Linked DNA regions of Homo sapiens: region 2 is linked to region 1. A link is a loop called in an ENCODE intact Hi-C map of the cell type or tissue named here. Cell type or tissue: gastrocnemius medialis. All regions are shown on one strand. Links, peaks and the distances in the headings refer to the core of each region. The heading gives the core; the rest is flanking DNA. Region 1 overlaps AGBL1 (AGBL carboxypeptidase 1). Region 2 overlaps AKAP13 (A-kinase anchoring protein 13).

What was found. Hi-C counts contacts between places; a loop is a spot of excess contacts. Peaks named below come from ENCODE experiments on the same cell type or tissue, not always from the same donor. Only the 100,000 strongest peaks of a DNase experiment are listed, where the experiment ranks them.
Region 2: it touches region 1 in a loop (4-fold over the local background); 1 of 110 quality-filtered maps calls a loop at or near these places.

The regions. Positions count from the first base shown.
Region 1 is chr15:86,161,346-86,164,260 of GRCh38, reverse strand. The region is part of intron 5 of AGBL1 (AGBL carboxypeptidase 1); the gene reads right to left. Among named protein-coding and RNA genes, the nearest start is that of LINC01584, 46 kb to the right of the region's middle. In gastrocnemius medialis, for the core only: no CTCF peak of the experiment used is centred there; DNase peaks (open chromatin) are centred at 300, 920, 1,380 and 1,780; H3K4me3 peaks cover 322 bases; H3K27ac peaks cover 2,500 bases.
Region 2 is chr15:85,582,887-85,585,801 of GRCh38, reverse strand. AKAP13 (A-kinase anchoring protein 13) reads right to left here. Exons shown (of 37, transcript NM_007200.5): 8 at 1-100. Among named protein-coding and RNA genes, the nearest start is that of LINC02883, 170 kb to the left of the region's middle. In gastrocnemius medialis, for the core only: no CTCF peak of the experiment used is centred there; DNase peaks (open chromatin) are centred at 1,501 and 2,191; H3K4me3 peaks cover 2,500 bases; H3K27ac peaks cover 2,500 bases.

The DNA of each region.
Region 1 (2,915 bases), core at 235-2,734:
CACCCCCAGAAAAGTTTAAGCCCCAGCTGAGTTCATTAACAGACCAAACACTAGAAGCCTATTTCAAATAGACAGCAAAGTTTTAATGTGAATGCTGTCCCCACATGCCCCTCCAATTCAGATCTTTCCCTGCTCCAATCTCTGTCGGTTCCCCCAGACAACTCTAAAAGACTCTGAACTTTTTTCTTCCCTCCAGTGAGAGAAACTTTGCTCCCTTTCAAGCTGGTGGCTGCTGCTTCGCAGTCTCTCAGAATGAGTTCTCTCCCAGAAGGCACCTCATTCCCTCATGCAATAGAGCTCTTGGGAGGTGTGCCAACTGATGTTTCAGACATGTTTGGATGGGGCAGAACTCTGCATGTGCAGCCAGCCTGGTATCAGGGGGAAAAAAGGTAACAAATATGAAGTGCCTAGCATAGCACCTACTCAGTACATTCTGGCTTTCATTCATTACTACATAGGAAATTCACCAATAATTTTTTTTAAAATATTTCTTTTCAATGTATTTATTTAATTTTATTTATTCATTTTTTTTTGAGACAGAATCTCACTCTGTCTCACAGGCTGGAGTGCAGTGGTGTGATCTTGGCTCACTGTAACCTCTACCTCCTGGGTTTGAGTGATTCTCCTGCCTCAGCCTCCCAGGTAGCTGGGATTACAGGAATCCACCACCATGCCCAGCTAATTTTTGTATTTTTAGTAGAGATAGGGTTTCATCACGTTGGCCAGGCTGGTCTCAAACTCCTGATCTTAGGTGACCCACCCACCTCAGCCTCCCAAAGTGCTGGGATTACAGGCATGAGCCACAATACCCAGCCCTCATTTATTTATTTTTAAGACAGGATCTCAATTTGTCCCCCAGGCTGGCATGCAATGGCATAGTCATGACTCACTGTAGTCTCAAACTCCTGGGCCCAAGCAACTCTCCCACCTCAGCCTCCTGAGTAGCTGGGACTACAGGTGTGCACCACCACACCCAACTAATTTCTTGTAGAGACAGGGTCTGCCTACGTTGCCCAAGCTGGTCGCAAACTCCTGGCCTCAAGCGGTCCTCCCGCCTTTGCCTCCCAAAGCACTGAGATTACAGACATGAGCCACCATGCTCAGCCTCGTTTGAATTTAATTAAGAGCCTATTATTATCTAGGCGCTGGGCTAGGAGGAATGGAAAATAACAAGATACATATAATTTGATTTCTACTTTAGGAAGTACAGAATTTAGGGAGGAGAAAAGACACCCAGGCCAATATAGTACAGAGTCCAATAGAATGCATGTCGAAAGAAGGTCTGAACAAATCTCTGGAGGATGTTTGAGGAGAGTAGATTCCTTTTCTCTGATGAAATGGAGCAGGTGGCATCCAGTGAAGTCTGGAGACTGGGTAAGACTTCTACCACTGCACAAGGCAGCATGGCATTCCAGAGGAAGGGAGAGACCTGGGGAAGAAGAGGGAATGCCACACTCAGAGATAGCTGGCTGGAAAGCGAGATGAGAGCAGGAATGAGAAACCACTCTGGAAAGGGAAGCTGAGGCACATTCCTGATGGCTTTGAAGTGAAGTGAGACCAACTAGAGGGCTATCATAGCAGTTTAAGTCTGACCATAACTGTTCCCACTAGCATGGGACTCATGAGGAGCCGAAGGAAGGAAGTTGGCACAAGCCAACACAAGTGTGTGCAGCATGGTGGGTATTTGGGAAGTGGAGGAGGCCTGAAATAGCTGCCTGCCCTGGGCTGAGGGCTGGCACAAGGCCACAGAGGGTTAGTGACATTGCTCTTCATGTCCCTTCTCTCTAGCAAGTATGTGGTTGGAGCTTCTGTTGTAAATCTTGCCCTGAGTACTATCTGGAGACAGAGCTTCATTGGAGGACAGCTGCACATCTAATTTTAGGTTCCTGCTAGAGAAGTAGGGCAGGTCTAATCTCCACAGGAGGGAGGAGTCATCATGACACAACACTGGGCATCTGCTCCTACAAAGGCATCCCGGAATAACTCTCCCATAGCATGCTAGCATTTGGAGGATGATACTTAGTAGAGCTATCCATGCCCCCTGACATGCGACTTTATCCCTTCCCTGCAAGACCCCCCTTGAGCCCACAGGTTCTGTCAACCAAATGGCTTGAGTAGAATTCATTTGGGTATGTCTTAGTTACTATTCTCAGGATGGAGTTTGTGAAAGATGGAAATTGGCAGGACGTTCTCATCTCCAGACTCTTCCCCAGCCTCTGCCATCTGATCTGCAGCAGGCAACCAGACATCCCATAGTATTTGTATTAATAATGATTAACAATGTCATAGCATGTCAAAGCACACGATGTCTTTACACATTATTTGTTATTGCCCACAATAAACCTAGGAGGTAAGACTTGACATTCATGCTTTAAGAAATGTCAAAGTTTAGTTAAGAAAAGTTAAATGACTCGCCAAGGAATCTGGTAGAAGGAGGCTTACAGAGCAGGTCTTCCAATTTCATTACCTTTGTTCTTATCTTGCTGTTGATGAGTAAGGATAAGATAGAAAACAAGGTAGCTTTGGGAAAGAATTCAAAAGCAGAGGGAATAGATATTTAGCCTTTGAGAGGAAATAGCCAACTGATGGAGGAGTAAGACTCCTCTATCATTAAGCAAATTGTTCCATGGGTATAAGCCATTTAGATGGAAAAGAAATTTAAGCAAACTTTAACTGCATATGATCGTCTTACATATGATGGTTGTAGAAATAAAATGCTGGAAATAGACTGTATAAGATACGCCAGTGGTGGCTTAAGAGCTGAGGCTCATGTATCAGACAGGGTTTAAATCCCAGCTCTCTCACTTAAAACCCAGCATGTTACTTAACTTCTTTCAGTTTCAATTTATTTTCCGGTAAAATTGGGGGCAATAATAGCACCCGCCTTGCAGAGCAGATGAGAGGCTCAAAGGAAG
Region 2 (2,915 bases), core at 140-2,639, 580 kb after region 1:
TTCATCTTCAGTGTAGCAGCTATGCTCCCTACAGCCACTTCTTCAGAAATTGAACTTGCTCTAAAATCCACTTCATCTTCAGCTTTCACGTCTGGCATTTCTGAAAGTGCAGGGGGGTTACAGAGTACATTTTTAAAAACTGATTCCTGTGCCTTACTATTCATACAACATGCTCCAGGTTTCATGTGTTTTGTTTTGCTTTTGCGTTAAAATGGAAAAGTATTCTTTTGTTGTCAGCGGCTAGTGTCATTTCTGACCCTATGCTGAGCTATTCCTTTATCGCATGGTTACTGGTTTTCCCTAGCCTTTGTAGGCGCTTGGAACTAAGCGAGGATCCAATTCAATGTCTTTTGAACATCCATTTCACTATTGACTTTTTATGACAAATCTGAGTGTAGCACCAACTTGCATATGGAAAACTAAATTCATAAGCTTCAGGGGAACAGATTAATAGCTGAAGCTAGGTAGTCCATCTTGGCCATCATCAAAAAAGCAAGGATTTGTACAAAACAAAAAGGAAAAAGCCACTGAGAATGAGAAAAAGCCTCTGGGACAAGTATGACTTTCACTAACATACAACACACTCTGATCCACCCATCACTGTAACCAGTAAGAATGAACTACTCAGCAGTTACGTCTTATTTTTAACCCTTATTTCTTCCAAAACTGAAACCTAATCACAGACTAGCTATCCCTTTCTTAAGAGAAACGTTTCTGCGCATGTTTTCTCAAGAATTACATAGTTGTCCTCTTGCTGGCCATGTTGACAGACCAAAAACAGTGGTGGTTTTTGTTACCTGACCACCACATGGTCAAGCAAATACAGGAAGGAAATGATAAATGATGTCTGAGGCAAATTTAGGCTTCTGACACTTCTTTAAACGGGACTCATGATTGAACAGTCAAAATTCACCTTAATAATCCAAATGCAAATGGAACTGTCATCTCGATTTCATGTGGAAATGCATCTGTGGTTATTAACCTAGTGATGCCACTACTCTGGCAAGAAAAATGCTCCCCACACTAAAGAGCACAGAAGTTTCTTTCACCAAAGAATAAATTATATTAAGATTTTATTCTAGGAGCACATGACATGTACAAAAGTCTACCTTAAATTTGTAAGAGTTACATTTCTATAGATGAACCTCTTTTCTTCCTTCTTTGACCTTATAATTATATAATCTTACCAGCAGTTTAAAAATGGGTAAACAAGTTTCCTTGCCCAAAGAACCAAAATCTGTGTTAAATTTCATAAAATGTTATTAAAGTTAAAATCTGACTAAGCAATCCCCTTAGAACTATCCCTTGATCAAAACATCTCTAAGTGAGTCAGAGTAATTTCTGGGGGGAAAGAGGGTTGCTTTCCTCTGGGGATGTGATTTTTGGTACCTCCTTCCTTTCCTATACCTATCAACTTTGAAAAGATGCATCTTGGCACAGCAACCAGTCACACTAGAAAACAGTGATTACTCACACTTGACGGGTGTCGGCAGCCTCTGCAGGACTGGCGTGGCTCAGTCATGCATCACTGATTTCCTAAGCACTGTGGTCAATGCTTTTGGTGGGTCAAGGGCCACATCCCCTTCTTTCAAACTGGCTCCTTCCAAATCAGCAGTTAAACCTATGTCTTCTCACTCACAAAACAGTATGATTAAATCTATGAGTAGAATGTAAACTTGATAGAAAATACCCTTTGGCTCTGAGATCACACTCAGGTGCTTTTTCTCTAAAGTAATGTGACCAGGGATTTTCCCAATCCTGGCCATTTTCTGAAGAAAGTACCAATTTCTTCATGACTGGCTACTTTCTCTGTAGTCTGAGACCATCAATACAGAGTTCCTCTGCAGTTTGAGACCATGAGTATGACTCCTTTTGGTAACAGGACAAGTAACTCACCTACACAAAATTTACCAACCTCAAGCCCATATATACTGCTGAAAGTCCATACATTTTTCTTCCTTCTCAAAACCTCAAAATCCTAAACATCCGTCATTTCTCACCATCTTTACTATATGTGCTAATAAAAATCAAAGTCTGAAATTCTCCCTGGTTTTTACTTTTTCTCATAGGATACTACAGACACAATCCCCACAGAGTTCACACTTGCTTGAGTCAAATTCTGACCACTGAGCCAGAAAGAGAAATAATTCCGGCCCATGTGGCCAAGGACGCAGCACCGAAATGAAAAGAACATCACCAGGCATCAGCTTACAGCCACTCCCATTCTTCTGAAATGCCAACCTGCCAGGGCCCCCAAAATAGACTTGTTGTTGTGGCTTTTTTTAAAAATTAGAGACCTCATTTAAATCCTGAGACAACAGCCAGCAAGTATCTATCACTAACAATCCAAAACATTAATAAAACTAAAAAGCTAAAGTCATCAAAAATTCTACCTCGGATTCCTTAAATCCCTCAACTGGGGAGGAAAAAGATTATAAACGGCTAAAAGCCCTTTACCAGGGAAAATAACCACTGTATTTAAATTGCGCTTCTTCCAAAGCAACTTCTTTTGCTCCATTGATTCATTTCTCTCCATAACCCTCCCCCACATTCTTAATACATATGTGTAAAGGGATTTTCAAAAATTGAAAAGAACAGCAAAAATAAACAATAAAGACAAAACAGGCTGCTTCTTACCTACAAAAGCCTAGGGGCAAGCATGGAGATAGGTCTTCTGTCTACAGCTGGTAACAGGTGGTGGTATAGAAGTGTGCATCAAACTGACCTTTAAAGACTTCAGGAGCCAAGATCGTGTCCGACTCCCGTTTCAGCTTCAGCCTCAACCCCCGTTAAGAAGTTTTATTCAGATAGTTTATTTCCACGGAGCAATAGCGGTTTCTCTTTGCTGCCTCGGAACATGGTTACCCACAGATGGAACAGGCTGCTGTGTGAGCAATCTGCTCAGTGCAGCTGCT